Regions from separate parts of the Homo sapiens genome. Here region 2 is linked to region 1. A link is an interaction called in ENCODE POLR2A ChIA-PET data of the cell type or tissue named here. Cell type or tissue: GM12878. All regions are shown on one strand. Each heading gives the region's core, and the rest is flanking DNA. Links, peaks and the distances in the headings are about the cores only. Region 1 overlaps LDAH (lipid droplet associated hydrolase). Region 2 has its middle 87 kb from the start of APOB.

Region 1 (10,318 bases), core at 618-8,617:
AGCATCATTGTTTTCTGAATGAGCTGTCAGTGATTCTAAATCAGAAGAGCCCAAAACGAAGTGGTTTCCACAAGATTTCAAGCTGAGGAGAACAGCATTTTGCATCCAAAATAAAATAAGTGCAGAGAATATAAAATGATAAAAGCTTGAGAAGAATGGGCTATAGGAAGATATTGAAGCTAAGTTTCAGGTGTTTGTGCAGTTATAAGTTATGTAAAGACCTCTGCAAATATGCAAACATTCCTTATTATTAACAACCGTGACATGAAGATTAAAAGTATTAAATGGCTTTTTTTTTCACATTCAGGTAATTAAAGTGTAGAAAAATCTCTGCCCCAGAGGTCTGAATATAATTCACATGAATGGAAAATGGCAAAAGTGGTTAGTTTCTTGAGTACCATCTTAACTGAAACATACTAAAATGGCATAATTTTGTTTCAGTAATCAGTAGTTGAAAGATCTCATGCTTTACTTCTTAGGATATGGATTTAATTATTTCTGGAGCTAAATGATTTGAGACACTTGTAAAGATTAGCCCATATCTAACAATAATAGTAGTAATTGGTTCAACCATAAGAAAATTGCCTCCAAACAATAACAATTACAAATAACTTATTTTGTACGTAAATATATAGTATATATAAAGGTTAATGGCATGGATTCAGAAATCATCCTGCTTTAATTCATATCTCTGTCACTTTGTGGCTGAACCTCAGTTTTCTCTTCAGTGGAATGAGGGAACTTCATAAGGTTTTTATGTGTATTAAATGAAACAATATATATAAAGTGCATAAGTGTAGTACCTAGAAAATAGTAAGCTATCACTACTACTGTTAATCCAAGTACTTCCCTGCGAGGCATATTCTTATCTTTCTGACATATGAAGTTTTTAAGACAGAGTAGAAAATCTCAAAAAGCAAACTCTTGATTAAAATATAATGGCATTTGCAGTTTATAAACTGCATACTTAGTAAATAAGCTTACTAAGCTTGTGTTTCCAGTGTGATCCTAAGGAGAAGAACACATGGCCTTATGGGAAGAGGAGATAAACTAAACTAGGATTACTTCTAGACCTATGTTTTGACAGCTAGCAAGTTTATCTTTGAAGGCTGTCTGGTTGACATTGCATGTTGGCTAAGACATGCCTTACAAATATTGCAGTCACATAAAAAGAGAAACTGTGTGCTATTTTTTTGTTTGTTTTCTGCTTGTACGGTGGAGAAGCACCCTGCCATAAATACATTGGGTGGGTTAAACTAATAAACAAATAGGCAGGGTGGCAGTGATAATGTTTTTTTGAAGATGTTGAAGTACTATTTGTCGCAGCTTCACTTAGTCATAACACATAGGCACCATTGCTGCTCTCCCAGAAAAATGGATGCATCTGTAATAAGCTATATAAACAGGTGAAGTCTTTCAAGGATTTTGAAGATTTACTGTTTTTTTAAAGCCTATTTAATGAAACAGGTTGTGCACAATCCACACCTAAGCACCATACTTCTTACCTTGTGGCCATACCTCAAATTGTTTCTTAGCTCCTTTTCTAAAAAATGATTACAACAATAATAATAAATTCAAGAAAAATAAGCATCAAAATACTTTCCTCTAACCCCTGCAAATGTATCCAGTATAAAAATTCCCAGTGTGCATATTTACCTTCCTGTACTGTTCAAGAAAACACGGTTGTGCTTCATTATCAAAAGTTCATTCTGGTAGATAACAGAAGAGAATGTGAAATATGCGAAAATGTTTTCTTAGGATAGAATGAATTGGCTAACATGGGAGTTCTTTTTTTAATGAGATAGTAACATAAGAAAATGTTTGGTCGTGTACACAGATTTGGAAACCTTCACCACACAGCTGTGTTATCAAATTAGGCATACTTCCTTGACTTAGGTGATTTTTTTTTTTACCAATATGAAGAATGAAAAATTTTTATTACTGTGATTTATCAAATTTGGACTGCAAATTTCATTGAAATTATCATTACAATATCTAGGAAAAGTGTCACCCAGCAGGTAATAATTGTTGTTCTCCAAAGGCAAGAGAGGAAAACCAGTCTCATCAACTAAGTATTAGTTGTGATAAGGTCTTTGGTCTTCTTATATTTTTACAAGGCAGTGACGCATTCAATGTACATATTAGAACTTCCTTATTGTTTTGGTCCATTCCCATTATTTCAGACTGCATTTTAATTCTCAATTTGTTATTGATATAGATCAATCAAATATAACCCTGTGGTTGCTTATATATTTTTAGAGTTTCCCTTACATGCAGTTTTGCTTAACATGGGTCACAGTAAAGGATCGTTTATAAAAGTAATGGATTGTTTCCTGTTTCTGCCAGCTGATTTGATCAATCTGAAGTTCCTTATGTACTATGGGTTACATAACCAGTCTGGAATCTGTGTGGTACATTCTTCTAGTTTGGTATTAACTGAATTAATCATTTATATTCTTTAAATCATTGAGGACATTTTAGTAAACACTTGAACTGCTCTCTTCTTCAAGTACTCTGCTCCAGCAATACTGTTCACCTGGCTCTTACTCAAACACACCACTTTAGCTTTCTATGGCCTCTGCACATGCTCTTCCCTCTCCCCACAAAATTTATTTTTCCAAGCATCTCTTAGCTCACCCCCTAACTGCCTTTGCACAAATGTCACCTTTCATCAAAGCCTTTCCTGAACACCCTATTTAAAACTATCCCACCACCCCTAGCAATTTCTAGTCCTCTTTTATTATTTTATCTGCCCCGTCATAGGACTTGTGACTTACTACCATCATACATATTTGATTCAATTATTATTTATTGCTTAAATTGTTATGATCATTTATTATAAATCATGTATTACAGCTAATTAACATACATATGCTCAGTCATTTACTTGATTAGTTATTAGCCTCAATTATATCTTATTTTTTAATATATATTTTTATTTGACAAATAGAAAGTATATAGATTGGTACAATATGATGTTTGGAAATAAGCATATATTGTGGAATGACTAAATCAAGCTAAGTAACTTATGCAGTACCTTACATGCTTATCTTTTGTTGTGATAAGAACACTTGAAATCTATTCTACTGTCTTAGAAATTTAAAAATGGGCAAAGGACTTGAATAGACATTTCTTCAAAAAAAATGCAAATGACCAACAGGTATATGAAAAGGTGCTCAACATCACTAATTATCAGAGAAATGCAAATCAAAACCACAATGATATATCACCTAACACCTGTTAAGATGTCTATTAGAAAAACAAAATGTAACAAGTGTTGATAAGGATATGGAGAAATAGAAATCTTTGTGTGCCTTGTACACTGTTGCAAGAGCATTAGTAGAACTACTTTGGAAAACTCTTTGTAATTATCTACTAAAGATGAATATATGCCTACTATATGACCCAGTGTTTCTACTTTGAAGTGATACAGCCAACAGAAGTACATGCATACATGCACCAAAAGACATATACAGAAATATTATTAGGACTTCTGGTTTCCAGTTCCACATGTAGGGAGCTTAGAAGTTGCCACTCCAACCCTAACAAGTAAAAAGCTAAGCAAACTGAGAAATCAATTCTTATCGGACCCAGGATAGGGGAGGACACAGGGAAAACCACTGTCCCCAAAAGACTAGAGAGACAGACTGGCAAATACCGAGAGCCACAAGTTACTAGAGCATGCAGTCACAAACAGAAACCCCCACAGGAAGCAGTGCCATGGTAGAAAAACCTGAGCTGTAATTGATGAATTATAGGAGGTTCAGTATGAACAACTCTGAAAGTTTTAAACTCCAGGAGGACCCACTCATGGGGAAACACCACAATTTTGTTAGACTTACCTACATGAGCTCAATTAGATTCTCCAAGTAAATATTGCAGAAAAATCCCTATGTGCTTCTGGCAGGGGGAAGGTGAAATGAACCATTTTGAAATATGCCAGAGCACTGTGCTCTTCTTAACAAGGTCTGCCCCCAGGAGAAATTAGTTAGCTAAATCCTAACCTGCTGGGGTATTATTAGAGCCTGACCCAAGGGAAGGGAAATACCTAACTCTTGTCAGCTCTAACCTTCTGCATCAGAGAAGGGAAATACTAAACTCCAGACAACTCTAGCCATCCTGTCCTACCAAAGAGGGGAGAAGAATACTGAGGAAACACTTAGAAGTTTGTACACCAGAGGCATATGCTTACTAAAAGACTGAGACTTAATCATAGGATGATAGAATGTCTCCCCTCCCCTTTCCCCCACCTAACTGCTACATTGCTAAAAGCTGATTTATAAAAGTTCCTTTTACCTGGTACATCATGTCCAGCTACCAAGAAAAAATTACCAGGCATACCAAAAGGCAAAAAAAAAAAAAAAAAAATCTGAGGAGAATAGAGCAAGCTTCAGACCCAGACAGATAGGGATTCTGGAATTATCAGATGAGGAATTTAAATCCACTATGATTAATATACTAATGGCTATAACAGATAAAGAAGGCATCATTCAAGAATAGGTAGACAATGTAAGAAGAGAGATGGAAATCCTAAGGAAAAAGCAAAGAGAAATGCTAGAGAGTAAAAACACCGTAAAATAAAAATGGCTTTGATGGGCTTATCAGTAGATTGAACATGGCTGAAGAAAGAGTCTCTGAGCCTGAGAATGTCTCAACATAAACCTCCAAAATTGGAAAGCAAAGAAAAAGACTGGGAAAAGAAAAAAAAAGAATAAGGACTGCAGGACAACTACAAAAGGTGAAACATATGCATAAGGGGAATACTAGATGGAAAAGAACGAGAGAAAGAAACAAGAAATATTTCAAACAATAATGACAGAGACATTTCTTAAATTAATGTCAGACATCAAACTTCAGATCCAGGAAACTCAGAAAGAAAATAATAGGGGTTTGAAACTCAGATCTCCATAAAGAAAAGAAGAGCATCAGAGAGGGAATAAACAAAGACTAAAATGTTCATTTTTCTTATTCTTAATTGATCTAACTGATAAGTTTGTTCAAAATAATAATAGCAACAGTGCTTTCGATTTTGTATGTTTATATGTTATATGTATGCTTACATATAAGTGAAATGAATGACAACAACACAAGGAGCAGGAGGGAAGACTTAGGATTATTTTGTTTTTGTATGATACACTACTTATAAAGTGGTATAGTGTTATTTAAAAGTGGACTTGGGGGTGCAGCGCACCAGCATGGCACATGTATACATATGTAACTAACCTGCACAATGTGCACATGTACCCTAAAACTTAAAGTATAATAAAAAAAAAAAAAAAAGTGGACTTGGACTAGTTGTAAATGGATATTGCAAAATCTAGGGCAACCACTAGAAGAATTTTTTTTTTTTAAGTATAACTGACATGCTAAGAAAGGAGAGAAAATGGAATCACATAAAATGCTCAATTAAAACCACAAAAGGCAGAAAATATGTGGAAGATGAAAATAGAAAATAATGACAAATGTGGTCTATATTAATTTAACTACCAGTAATCACTTTGAACATCAGTGGTCTAAGTGCACCAAATAGGCCTGGTGTGGTGGCTCACACCTGTAATCCCAGCACTTTGGCAGGCTGAGGCAGGAAGATCACTTGGGCCCAGGAGTTTGAGACCAGCCTGCACAACATAGGGAGACAGACCATCTCTACAAAAAATTTGAAAAATTAGCCAGGCGTGGTGGTGTGTGCCTGTAGCCCCAGCTACTCAGAAGGCTGAAGTGGGAGGATCTCCTTGAGCCTGGGAGGTCAAGGCTGCTGTGACAGAGTGAGACCCTGTCTCAAAAAAAAAAAAAAAAAAGGAAAAAGAAAAGAAAAAGAAAAGCACTAATTAAAAGATTGTTAGAGTGGATCAAAAAACAAGACTCAACTGTATGTTGTTTACAAGAACCCCACTTTAAATATAAAGACACATGTAAATGAAAAGTAAATGGATGGAGAAAAATATACCAAGCTAACACTAATCAAAAGAAAACAGGAGTAGCTATATTTCAGACAAGGCCGACTTTTCAAAGCAAAGAAAGTTATCCAGAATAAAAAAGGTAATTACGTAATGATAAAGAGGTCAGTCCTCCAAGAAGACATAACAGTCCTTTACATGCATGTGCCTAGCAGCAAAGCATCAAACTATGTGAGGCAAAAACTGATAGAACTACAAGCATAAATATATGCATCCACTATCATAGTTGGAGATTTCAACACCCCTTTATCAGAAATGGACAGATCCAGCAGGCAGTAAATGGGTAAAGACCTAGTTGAATTCAACAACACCATCAATCAACTTGATATAATTGACGTCTATAGACTACTTCATCCAACAAGAGCAGAATACACATTCTTCTCAAGATCACGTGGAACATTCACCAAGATAGACCACATTATGGTCCATAAAGCACACCTTAACAAATTTAGAATAGAAATTATATAATGCCTGCTCTCAGACCACAGTGGAATTTTACTAGAAACCAATAAAGGAAAGATAACTGGAAAGTCCCAAAATACATGGAGATTAAACATGGATTAGAAAAGAAATTCCAAGATAAATTGAGAAATAATTTTGAACTAAATGAAAATGAAAACACAACTTATCAAAATTTATAGGATGCTGCAATGAGCCAGGATCGTGCCATAAAATAAAATTAATATATCAGAGATGTATGTACTCCATGTCCATTGAAACACCCTTCACAATAGCAAAGTTAACAGAATCAACCTAAGTGTCCATCAGCAGATGAATGGATAAAGAAAATGTGTATGCACTCAATGGAATACTGCTCAGTCTTAAAAAAGAAGTTTTGTCATTTGCAACAATGTAGATGGGCCTGGAGAATATTATGGTAAGTGAAATAAACCAGACACAGGAAGACAAATACTGCATGTCCTCACTTATATGTGGAATCTGAAACAACAGAACTTATAAAGTGGGGAGTAGAATGGTGGTTACTAGAGTCTGGGGTGGTGGGCAGTGGGAGAATGAGGAGAGGAATGTTAGAGGGTACAAAGCCTCAAATAGACAGAAGTAATAACGTTTTTTCCTTTGGGATATATTGCACAGTGCAGTGAGTATAGCAAAAACAGCCTTTATAACAAATGATGCTGGAACAACTGAACGTCCATGTGCAAGAAAATGAATCTAGACACAGACCTTATACTTACCACAAAAACCAACTCAAAATGGATTATAGCTCTAAATATGAAACACAACTATAAAATGACTAGAAGATAACATAGGAGAAAACCTAGATGACCTTGGATATGATGATGACTTTTTAGATACAAACCAAAGGTACAGTCCCTGAAAGAAATAACAGATAAGCTGAACTTCATTAAAATTAAAAACTTCTACAGAAAGCAGGGTCAAGAGAATAAAAAGATAAGTCATAGACTGAGAGAAAATCTTTGAAAAGACACATCTGATAAAAGACTAATCCAAAATATACAAGGAACTCAGAAAACTCAAAATAAGAAAAATATAAAACCTATTTTAAAATGGGCCAAAAACCTTAACAGATACCTCACCAAAGAAGATATACAGATGACAAATAAACATATGAGAAGATGCTCCACATCATATGGCATCAAAGAAATGTAAATTAAAATGACAGTGAGATAACGCCACACCTGTTAGAATGGCCAAAATTCAGAACACTGACAATAAATGCTGAAAAGGATATAGAAACAGCAGGATATGGAGCACCTCTCATTCATTACTGGTGGGAATCAAAATAGTACAACCACCTTGGAAGACAGTTTGGTGATTTCATACAAAGCTAAACATATTCTTACCATGTGATCCAGCAATTGTGCTCGTAGGTATCTACCCAAAGAAGTTGAAAACTTAGTGCACATGGGCATTTATAGCAGCTTTATTCATAATTGCCAAAACTTACAAGCAACCAGTATTTCCTTCAGTAGGTGAATGAATAAATACACTACGGTACATTCAGATGATAGGATATTTTTTAGCATTAAAAAGAAATGAGGGGGCCTGGACATGGTGGGTCACGTGTGTAATCCCAGCACTTTGGGAGGCCAAGGCAGGAGAATCATTTGATCCCAGGAGATCAAGACCAGCCTGGGCAACACAGGGAGACCCTCTCTCTACAAAAATATAAAAAATGAGCCAGGCATGGTGGTGCACACCTGTAGTCCCAGTTACTTGGGAGGCCGAGGTGGGAGGATCACTTGCACTCAGGATGAGGCTGCAGTGAGCTGTGATTTTGCCTAGTTATAGGCTGAGAGGGTGGTGAGTGGTGGTTCTTCTCACTCTGAAGAGATCTCTAGTCATTCTAAAACCCATTCATTTGTCATTACTATATAGAAGAGACAATAAGTAATGGACCTATCCTTTAAGAAAACCTCTCATCAAAGTATGCTTCTTTATTGCAGGTAATTCGTGCCTTTCTGCTCTTTCCAACAATTGAACGAATGTCTGAGTCACCCAATGGCAGAATTGCCACTCCACTTTTGTGCTGGTTTCGATATGTTCTCTATGTTACTGGCTACTTATTATTGAAACCGTGTCCTGAGACAATCAAGTCCTTGCTAATCAGAAGGGGCCTTCAAGTAATGAACCTAGAGAATGAATTTTCACCATTGAATATATTAGAACCATTCTGCCTTGGTAAGCACAGATTTTAAAATGTGTATGTTTATTCTTGTATCACAAAATGTTTACACAATACTCTCTGACAGTGGACAAATATCAAGCAAGCAATTATTTACTAGTTTTTTTTTCCTCTTCCAAAAGTTTAAAACTAGAAATAAATAAAATTAGAAATAGAATGAATTTTTTCATAAGAAATTAGAAAAGCCTCATCAAGCTTTAATTTTACCTTATGTTTCTGATTCTTCACTCTAGCTGCAGCACAGTGAGAAACACTTCTTCCGCATATAGTACATAGTATATATGGAGTCCCTACAGGAATCCTTGGTGTGCCTGTTAGCTTAGTGGGAGTACTTTACGAAAAACAGCACAAGGACACAAAGCCTAATATTCTTGTAGAGTTAACAGGTTGTTTTTATTTTCCTCCTTTAAATGTTTTGGGAGAATTTAAATCATAGAAGTAATAAATATTTGTCATGGTAATGTATTTTAATACTGGGTGCTTTGCTGATTTTTATGAATATGCTAGGAAATGTTTTTGTGACTTTACTTTTTGGCTTCAAAAGTTGTTTTAAAATGTAGTCTATCTTTTTAGATCATACTATTTTATACTACATTTATAAATGACTTTCATAATAAAGTAATCCTAGTTTCTTAATCTATAATGTGGGGATAACAATACTCCGTACTTCAAAAGGTTATTCTAGTGTTAAATGTGATAAAATATCCAAAGCTTCTATCTAGTATTTTATTTATAACCGACCTCCAATGAACGATGTAACAATTAGTTGCAGCAGTAGCTGATGGCACTTTCTAAGCTTTTACCTGTGTTCCTCAAAAGAACTAATAAGGTTTAGTATTGCTATTGTCCCCATTTTAGATGAAGCAACTGAGGTACAAAGAGGTTACATGATTGCCCAAAGTTATACAACTAGTATGTAGTGTTGAAACCCAGGCATTCTGCCACTGTATTGCATTTCCTTTCACCATAGCTGGTGCTGTTGCCCTTGTTAATGATAACAGCAGGACTCCTGAATAAAGTTTTCCATGCTCAGCTGTATTAAGAATGCCATAAGGTCACATGCCTAATGAACTAGAAACAAGTTAACAGCCCTGCCTGTTCAATTGTGCAGCTGCAGTTCATATGGGAGGTGTTTTTCTAAATATGTAACAAGAAGCAGTCCTCAAAAATACAAGGTTCAGTATATTTGTCCTATTGATAGATTTTTTCCCCCTTCCATTTTCCCTCCAATTTCCATTCTTTAATATACCCTTAGCATAGTGGTTTAAAAAGATGAGATAGGAAGAGGGAAAGCAAGGGCTAAGGACAGTCATAGAAATTGCCAGAGGTTGATGTTGGAAATATCCCTTAAAGACCATTTGGTCCAACTCCTCATCTCTCCACCATATTATTAAGGAAAGGGGTCCCGATCCAGACCCTAAGAGAGGGTTCTTGGATCTCGCGCAAGAAAGAATTCAGGGTGAGTCTGCAGTGCAAAGCAAAAGCAAGTTTATTAAGTAAGTAAAGTGGTGAAAGAACAGCTCCTCCATAGACAAAGTAGGATATTCCTGAAAATAAGAGGAGGGATGCACCCACCCTAGGTACAATGCTTATATATATAGGGAGATGTGTTCTGCTACAAGGGTTTGTGATAAAGGATTAATTTTCTTAATTACTGTATTTTGCAAGAATCTATATATTATTATTATTATTA
Region 2 (10,318 bases), core at 1,792-9,791, 210 kb before region 1:
CAACCCATGCACCTCCCGACTCAGAAGCAACCCCCCCGCCATGGGGCACAGCTCATAGATCTATTCTTAACGTCTTTCCTGAGACTCTGCCAAGTATTTCACTTGCTCAATTTCATTCCCTTGCTCCCTGCATGTTATTTTATGAAGAAACTCAAACGAGGAGACATCTATCAATTATCAACCCCCAAGTGATCCTAAAGCCCTGCTTAAATGCAAGGGCGAGATTTTAAATCTAATTCCCTGATGTCTGGGGTGAATTCCTGGTGAGGTCCCACAACTAAACAGAGAGCTTCCTGCCTCAATTCTGGAATTCATCTCTGCTAAGGGAAGAAAATGCATGACAATAAAAATCTGCCAAGCCCTAAAGCTAGGGCTCTGTCCTGAGGATGCTAGCTCAGCCCTCTAGCTTGGCACTGTTCTCTCATCTCCCATCTGCAACTGTAGCCCAGAAGACAAAAATGACTCAGAAGAGAACTGGTTCATTGCAAGTGATATTTATTGGGTGTCTACAGGTTGCAAAGCAGTGAATTTAGCATCAAGGAAAATAAGAAGATGAGTTATACCCAATTACTTCTTCAAGTTTTTCCACAGTTGGGTAGAGGAGGTAAGATAAGCCTTGGCTTGAGTAGCAGCCCTCTGAGAACCCATCCCTCTCTCACCCAGGGTACTGGGCCCTTTTTTGACCATGCTTCTTCCCTGAACCTGTTCTTCGCTTACCACATGAGATTGTATTTGTTGGCTCACCTGTCTGCTACTCAAGTAGAATGCCATTTCCTTATGAGCGGTTTGGAGTGATGCTCAGCTACTGGCTTCAAAAAAGAAGGAAGGGGCCGGGGCCCCAGGAATACAGGCACTTGAAGGTGAAAAAGGGAAGGGAATGAATTCATCCCTGTATTAGCTTGTTCTCGCATTGCTGTAAAGAACTACCTGAGACTGGGTGATTTATAAAGAAAAGAGCTTCAATTGATTCACAGTTCCTCAGGCTGCACAGGAAGCATGGCTGGGGAGGCCTCAGGAAACTTACAATCATGGCGTAAAGTGAAGGGGAAACAGGCACATCTTACACAGCCAGAGAAGAAGCAAGAGAGATCGAGGTGCAAGGTGGCTACACACTTTTAAACAACCAGATCTTGTAAGAACTCACTCACTATCACAAGAACAGCAAGGGGGAAGTCTGCCCCCATGGCCCAATCACCTCGCACCAGGCCCCTTCTGCAACATTGAGAATTACAGTTCAATGTGAGATTTGGGTGGTGACACAGACAGTTCAATGTGAGATTTGGGTGGTGACACAGACAGTTCAATGTGAGATTTGGGTGGGGACACAGAGTTGAATTACATCAGTCCTAGAAAGGAATACAGCCTTGCCAACACCTTACTTTTAGCCCAGTGAAGCCCATGTCAAACTTCTACAGAACTGTAAGATCCATGTGTGTTTTTTGAAGCCAGCAAATTGTGGTGACTTGTTATAGCAGCGATGGGAAGCTAAGACAGATTTTGGTCATTTTCTTTGAAACAAGTACTCGTGATTCTCTTCTGTGCTTCAGGGGAGACATCACCAGGTGAGACAAAGGTGACCTTCTCTTGGAAAACCAAGGCCATAGGAAGAATTGTCTGGTTCTGTCCTAGCTGGGAAGGAATTGGAAGCTGGTTCTTTAAGGGACAAAGAGAAGAGGTCTGCCTCCAGGGAGTGGGATCCTGAGGCTGGAGGGTGGAAGGGGTCCCTATCCCATTTGCACACAGAGTTGGAGAGCAGTTGGACCTGCCAGAGGTGCCACGGAGATGTGGCTAGGAGCATCAGGGCTGAGCCTACCCTGGAAGTACCCCTTGCAGAGCTCGGCAGAGTAGGAACAAGGCTGACAGTGGAGCCAGCTGCCTTCTAATGAACCACATGGCCTGGGCAAGAAACCACAGCTGTGCACCATTCACATCTGCAGCTGTGGCCTCTTCCACACTTCTCCTGAATCACAAAGCCCTGAGGTTCTCATATGACAGTGAGGGACAGGGAGCCGCGAAAAGCAACAGATATTAGACATCAACTGTGGTAAAAAGAGTCCTTCTACTAGATTTAGTAGTGCTGTAGAAAAACAAAGAATTACTACCTTTTTGTAGGGGGATGGGGAATGTACACCTGATACATAGTGCCCTCTGATCATCACAGGTGTGAAGTCCTGGCTGAGCAGTGCCAAGCTGAGCCCAGGAGTGATGGTAGGTACAGGGGTGCTGTGCCTCCGGGGTGTCCGGAACCTGCAATGCTGCTGCTCATACCCACACTTGCCTTTCTCCAAACACCAGCCCAGGGCACATCATCGAAGACTCTGAATAAATAAAGCAGAGCAGAGAGTGGAACTCAGTTCTGACTCTGAGCCCTGATTGAGCTTCCGTCATTCTAGAGCTGTGCCTTCTCCAGGGTTGTAAGCAGCATCAGGGTGCCAGGGAGGCCTGTCGGTCAGCAGCCCTAGCTGGCCCTGCCCACATGCCCATCACACCAGGCCATTCTGCTGTTCTGGTGCCACTCTCACCCCTAGGGAAGCCCAGTGCGCGGTCCCCACCTCCTCTGCATGTTGGCTACCTTCTCAGGATGCTGTCTCATGGGTATGTGGGCATCCGCTGCTGCTCACAGAACCCTCGGACCATCCTCCTGCCCCACCCACTGCCAGAAATCTTTTTTTGGATTAAAGGAGAAGGAAGATGGGAAGTCCCTCTGTCTTCATGTTTCTTCCAAAATCTGTCTCCTTCTCTCTCATTTTCTTTCTCTCCTCAAACCTTCCAGACAACCAGCACTATCTTTTCAATAGTTTCAGACTCTTTGGGAATAAAATCCAGGAAGGAAAGTGTATCTTGCAGCAACTTTTGTTTTTAAGCTAACCACAAACACCCCCTGAGATAAGGATGCCCAGGGCCTCTAACTGCTTGAAAAAGGATGGGAAACTGGGAAAATACAGGGAAAGGTAAAAACACCAAATCATATGTTGAAAAAGTTACCCTGACACAATAAAAATAATAGCTGTAATTTCTGCACCCACTTTTTAAATAAATCTTTCTTGAGTGCCCTCTCTCTGCCAGCATCATAGGGTGCCCCAATGCAGTGTTCCTGCTCTGGCAGTCTTTCCTGCTAGGACCGGGAGCCAGACAGCACGCATAGCCAGACAGCACACATAAACAAGAAATAAGAAAACATCCCACCATGGAAAGGGAATAGAGGGCGCTCTGATGGACCAGAACTGGCCACTGCATTTAGAGGGGGCATCACACCCCTCTGGCGTTTAAGCTGAAACCTGAATGGGAGGAAGGACACATAGATAGACCCTGCGCTGAACACCTGTGATTGTCTTGCTCATGTATCCTCCCAGCCTACCTGCAGAATCTACATCCTTATCTCCATTTTGCAGATGACGAAACTAAGGTTCATAGAGATGAAGTTTCTTACCTTAGATAATACAGCTGACCACAAAAGAGCAAGAACCGGACCTGGGGTCTGTCTAGCTCTGAAGCCACAATCCCTTTGAAAATACTAGGAGGGGGAGGGGGATCAGTTGCATCCCTCTTGGAATTTTCCCAAATGTTCTAAACAGAAATTGTTTTTTTCCCACCAGGTGCTGACATTTCAATCTTTCCTCCCTAGTCCACTGGAAAAGGCAGCCGTCCCCCATGTGAGAGGATAAAGTTGTCCAACAGCCCCCGGCTGGGCCTGCTCTGGCTCTGGCTGGCCACCGGCCCACCCTCCGCAGCTCTGCCCTGTGGGCTGGCCGGGTGGGGAGAGAACTCCACAGGCCAGATGGGCTGAGCGGAGCCCAAGGTGGCTGGCTGTGGGTATTCAAGCCTATTTTTATTCACAAAAATCTGTTCTGGATTTTATTCCGCTTTGGGGCAAGGAGAGGTCAACTCTCTTCACCTTTGCTGTAAGATGAGAATACGGCAGGAAATGAAGTGACAGGGAAGCCAACTGGGAAGAGGGAGAAAGGGCAAATTACTGGGAAATTAGAAACCTGTGTTCAGATCAGAGGGGAGGGTGTCAACGCTCCCGCTCCCACCGGGGCCCTTCTTCCCGAGGCCAGGGATGCAGAGACGCTTGACAAACCCCATGTGAGGGGACGGGTGCCACTCAGGTGCTGGCGGCACAACACACACACTGACCCAGCCCAGGCCTCCAGAAGGAGGTTCCAGCTTCGATCTGGTGCTCGGTCGCCTGCGCCTCCCAGCTCCAGTGGGGTTGCCGGAAGAAACTTCCCTAGAGAACAGAGCCAGGAGCCCCATATTGCTGGCGGACTGCCTGTCTCCATGTGCAAGGCCCAGAGTTCCTGTGTGTTCAGGTCAAACATACGTGCAGTTACATGGAAACTCAGATAAGGCAGCTCTCTGCTCCTCGCTGTCACCGAGAAGTGACTTCACCTCTTCTGTACCCTTCAAGGCCCATCTCAGAAGCTCCCCCCTCCACAGCTCCCTGAGCCAGTGTGGAGACTGCACTCTGGGTCCTGGCATCACAAAAGCTGGAAGATACCAGGCAGGCACGAGGCACTGCAGAGGCATAGTTTTAATGGCGTCCAGAACATAATTATTGAGCACCTCTTCAGTGGCAGGCACCATGCCAGGAACTGAGACATAGATGAGTTCTGCCTCAAGAAATCCAACAGTGTGGTGGCAGGAGTCACTGTGCACAATTCCACATAACAGAGGGCAGTGGGAAACGCGTGAGCTGACCTTCCGCAGGCACAGAGAGGGACTCCCTTCAGCTGAACAGACCAGGGAGAGCTCGTTGGATGACGAGGCATTTGAGTGAGGCCTTAAAAGACAGGTGGAATTATATTTTATTTTATGTTGGTTTTGCTTGGTTTTTGCAAAGAGAAATATGGTGGCAGAGCACAGCATCCCAGGAGGAAGGGAGCATAAGCATATTATGGGATGGAACACTTTGGGTTCTAGGGTACCCCTGTGGGGCAGTGGGTGGCACAGGGGCTCAATCAGCACTGGCTGCCATCACAGAGTACTGCAGACTGGGGGGTTTAAACAACAGAAACTTCCAGTTTTGAAGTCTGGAAGCCCAAGATCAAGGTCTTGCAGAGCTGGTTCCTCTGTCCTTGGCTTGCAGATTGACACCTTCTTCTGCATCCTCCCATGGTCTTTCCTCAGTGTACATGCATATCTCTTGCCTCATTTTTTGTCCTAACTGGCTCTTCTTATAAGGACATCAATCATATTGGATTAGAGCCCACCCTAACGGCCTCATTTTAACTTAATCACCTCTTTAAAGGCCCTGTCTCCAAATACAGTCACATTCTGGTGGACTAGGGGCTTCAACATGTGAATTTAGGAAGACACAATTCAGTCCATGACACACAGCATGCCCAAGGAAGGGAATCCATGGGGCATAGGAAGGAGGAGCAATGCAGGGGGTGAGATGGGGAGAACCTTAGATTGAGACCAGATTTTATAATCTATTGAATGCAAGACCACTTTGGCTTTTATGCTATGGGTTACTGTTACCAAACTATGCCCCATACTCTGCCATATGCAATAGGAGTTAAGAGAAGAAAAGACAGGGCGCTAGTGTCCCATGGTCAAGCTTGGGAAACCCATTCTGCCCCTGCAGGCTCCACAGAGCCCTTGGGTTGCATCCTCAAGAGGGAATCACACCCACTGAAGCCAACTGTTAAGGAACATCTCATGGGACAAACATCCCTTAGCATTTACTCCAGGAAACACTGTTGAAGCTAACGGGGACCCTGTAATGATTTTTGAATGAGGAGCAATACAATCAAATCTTTATGTGTCAGGTGATGGCACTGGAGTTGGTGCCCTGACAGAGAAGTTTAGACAGCAGCTTCTGGGCAAGAGTACGTTTCAGCAGGCCAGGCCTCCAGACACAGGGTAGCCTGGTGCCTGAGCAGAGCTCGCTAGAATCCAGGGAAGCCCCTCTGCTGCCTCACCAACTCTCTTCCATTCAGCAGCTATGAATGAGGCCCCTATTGCACGCAGGCACTCTGGCCTGCCCGGCCTGCCAGTCCCCCAGCCTGGACAGCTCTGGCTGGTGCCAACCTCCTCGTTCCTCAATGTGTCTCTGGGCAGGTTTATGGTTCCAGTGAATGAGGGAGCTCCAAGGAGTGGAACAGCAGCAGCAGTCCGGGATTGGTGCCCAGGATGCCCTCTCCTGCTCTTTAAGCGTATGCCAAGTCCAAAGCAAAGACCTAGGATGCTTAGGAGGGGGACTAACGCACTCCCAGTGCCTCAAGGCTGATCTGAGGCCCTGTTGCTCTGACTCAATCACTTTACCCAAATGCAGTCCTTCCTGAGATAAAGACCTCTGTTGTCCAGTTCCAGGGGCCCAAGCCCAGCCAGGCCATGAGGACACATCCCTAGAGGCAGTCATTCTCAGGCATCTGCAAGATTCAGAATCAGCTGAAGGCCCAGGACATATCACTAGTGCTGATTTTGGACAAATGGAACCCAGGGATCAGACCTGTGTGGCCCTACAGCCAGCAGAGGAAGGGTTAACCACCACAGTAGCCTCAGACACTCAGGCTGACCTGCCTGTCCAAAGTCTTCCCCACAACTGCCTTTCCAACTCGCAGCCTCCCTTGAATCCCCCAGTGATCAACCAATCAGAAGATGGAGTCCTGTGGTAAAGGAACAAGGGCTTAACGGGGGTGAGTGGGGTGCAGAGGTCTGAGCAGGGAGGTGAGAGCCCTGCCGCTGGGCACCTGCCTGTTGGTAACAGGCCCGGGAGGGCTGTTGGGCTGCGTGCAGCCTCTCAACTGGACTTCCCCAGAGCTGCCGGCAAGCTGAGGCCTGAAGCTAGAGACTTAGATGCGGCAGTTTGTGACTGCTGGCTTTTGGATGGAGTCCCTTCCAATATATCACAACTCCATTTTTCTACTGTCTTTTTTGTTTTGTTTTTATCAATTAACGTATATGACTAACAACCCCTGTTTATTACCTAGGCCCCAAGCCTCGCCTCACCTGTGTCTGAGCAAGGGTGCCGATGAGCACAGTTACACACATTCCTTAGGAATTTAGAAAAAGAAAAGAAAATAAAAGAAAGGCTATGCATTTCCTGGTGTTTTCTTAATGCCACTGCCACATGTCTGTGTGTCAAAATGGTCCCATCAAAATGTCCTGTGCCCTCCATTGCCAAGGGAAGTCTTCTTGCCCTGTACCAACACACCCCACACACATCACACACATATATACACACACATATACACACACACACACACTACACGCACACATACATATACACACGTACACACACATGCACCACGTACACCCCACACACAGTACCACACACACATGCACACCCCACACAAACACATACACAAATATCTACACATACACACAAACACAAACACACCACACCACACACACATACAAACATGCCACATATGCATCACACACGCACACACTGATAAGGTTTGGCTCTCTGTCCCCACCCAAATCTCATCCTGAATTGTACTCCCATAATTCCCACATGTTGTGGGAGGGACCTGGTGGGAGAAACTTGAATCATGGGGGCAGTTTCCTCCATACTGTTCTTGTGATGGTGAATAAGTCTCACAAGATCTGATGGTTTTATCAGGGGTTTCCACTTTTGCGTCTTCCTCATTCTCTCCTTGCCTGCTGCCATCCATGTAAGATGGGACTTTCTCCTCCTTGCCTTCCACCATGATTGTGAGGCTTCCCCAGCCACGTGGAACTATAAGTCCAATTAAACCTCTTACTTTTGTAAATTGCTCAGTTTCTGGTATGTGTTTATCAGCAGCATGAAAAAGGACTAATACACACCCCACACCCATACACCCCCCCAACACACATACACACACCACACACACACAAAGACACCACCCAGACACCAAACACACACACACACCACACCACATACACACACACACATGCATACATACACACACGTACACGCACCACATACACCACATACACCCAACACAAACACATACACACACCCCCACACACACACCACACACATACACACCACACACACACCACACACATGCACACACACAACATACACACCACACACATACACACCACACACCACACCACACATTCCACACACACCACACCACACATTGCACACACACTACATACACACATACCTACATCCATACACCCTACATCCCAACACCCCCCCACACACACACCCCACACACATACCCCACACGCAAACAGCAACCACACACAAATCACACCACACACACACAAACACACCTGTACACNTACACGATATATACCACATACAAACACACCACATGCCACACTACACACCGCACCACATATCAGACACACACATCACACACATCACATATCTCACACACACACACAAATCACACCACATACCACATACACATACACAGACACACCACGCATACACAAACACCACACACCACACACAAATACACCACACATACCCTACACCACATACACACACAAAGATACCATGCAGACAGAAAACACACATGAACACACCACACCACACACACACATCACACACACACCATACATGCCACACAGACACCATACACCATACACACATACATACACAGTACACCCGTACATTACACACACGTACACACACCACATAAACACACTACACACGTGATATACCACATGCACACATACACACACACACCACAAATATTACAAACACACACACACACAGCACACACGCTGCTGGGAACTGGCTGATGCTCTGGGGACAAGCCTGGCCCCGAGGCACCTGAGTAGAGGAGAGCCACTCCCGCTTCCCTCACGGGGCTTTCCTCCTTCTGGCCTTTCTCGGCCACTTCTGGGCAGCTTCCTGGTTGGCAGGAACAGCCTACTGCCTCCTCAGCTGCTTCACAACCACATGCCCTTTCCTTAGCCAGTGTGCATTGCCATTTGCTGGGGTTCATCCACAAAGGCTCAAATGTCAGAAATTTACGGAGCTTTTGCTTCCTAGTGGGACCCATCTTCTCTCTTGTTCTTTGAAAAACTACATCTAAAAAAGTACCCTGCTTGTGAGCACAAGCTTTTCTCTACCATGATCAAGCCAATGGCTGAGTGCCCCAAGTGGCCCAGAAATCTAAGGAAACAGCAAATCCTTGGGTCCTCATTACCCCCTGGCAGTCTGTGACCAAACCACTTGCAGTGTTCAAATGGAAGACAGTGACTGCCCAGACAATTTCATGTGTGAGCCCTCCTCAAACACAGCAAGACTGCCCCAGAAGAGCCTGGCGCCCTGCGGGCACCAGATCATGAGTTTGCATTCTGGCTACGGCCAAACAGTACCCCACCTTGGGCCTCAGTTTCCTCATCTATAAAATAAACTCAAAGATTGCTTCCAGTCCCCAGATTCTCTCGTCCTGTACTCTTACTGTGGAGTATATGTCATGCTTATCTAGGGGGAAGGGGATTATTTTTTCAGATCCTAAATGTTGTAAGCTCAAACTCATAGTCATTTTGAATAATGTCACGTTAATTCGTGTAAGTAAATAGCTATACTACTGCTTTAGTGTGTTTTTATAGGGAAAAGTGAATGATTTGGGAAATTTCCTGTCCCCAAAAATGTGTCTTGAGCACATACCTTTCTTTCTCAGCTTTATAGCTAAAATGGAATTTTGTCCATTTCTTTCCAGACTAAGGGGCCAGGCTAGGGGACCCCCCTCCATTTCCCCTTGAAATGCAGAAGCCCACAGTCCTCAGCAAATGGGCCAGGGGGAAGCAGGTGGTGAAACAGAAAGCAAGGGCATCTGTGGGTCAGAGATCTGGCTTCTCCCTAGGCGACAGTGCCTGGGGGCATGGGGGGAGCTTTGGGCACGGAGGGATCCTAACCTGCAAGCCTCACACACTGTTTGGGGCCATGGCAGACGATGACAGCTGGCCTTTAACCCTTAGTGTCACCTCAACCTTTGAGCTTTAAGTTCTGATAGATATGGGGGTGGAGGGAGTAAACTGGATGAAGAGTGCCAAAAACACCTGGAGGTATCAGCAAATAGGAGCTAAACTAGCATTTTGCAGGGGAAAGAGTTGATATAAAATAGAGTTTGAGATTAGCGTGGTTCATATTGGGTTGGTGCAAAAGTAACTATAGTTTTTGCCATCACTTTTAACAGCAAAAACCACAATTACTTTGCACAAGCCTAATAAATGTAAAGGTTGCTACTGAAGGCCTCCATTTCTACCCAGTGTTTTAGGGTTTGATGTTGAATGACTGCTTTTGAGAGGCATCTTTTAGGGTTTGATGGTGAATGACTGCTTTTGAGAGGCAAAGAACGGACTGGGCTTTTAAAGAGTGGACTTACGTGTCCCAGGTGGGGTGGGTGACATC

What was found. Peaks named below come from ENCODE experiments on the same cell type or tissue, not always from the same donor. Only the 100,000 strongest peaks of a DNase experiment are listed, where the experiment ranks them.
Region 2: POLR2A ChIA-PET joins it to region 1 with 6 read pairs; 2 of 35 experiments call an interaction of 5 or more read pairs at or near these places.

The regions. Positions count from the first base shown.
Region 1 is chr2:20,738,274-20,748,591 of GRCh38, reverse strand. LDAH (lipid droplet associated hydrolase) reads left to right here. Exons shown (of 7, transcript NM_021925.4): 5 at 8,387-8,621. Among named protein-coding and RNA genes, the nearest start is that of GDF7, 76 kb to the right of the region's middle. In GM12878, for the core only: no CTCF peak of the experiment used is centred there; a DNase peak (open chromatin) is centred at 3,711; H3K27ac peaks cover 327 bases.
Region 2 is chr2:20,951,786-20,962,103 of GRCh38, reverse strand. No RefSeq gene overlaps it. Among named protein-coding and RNA genes, the nearest start is that of APOB, 87 kb to the left of the region's middle. In GM12878, for the core only: no CTCF peak of the experiment used is centred there; no DNase peak of the experiment used is centred there; H3K27me3 peaks cover 206 bases.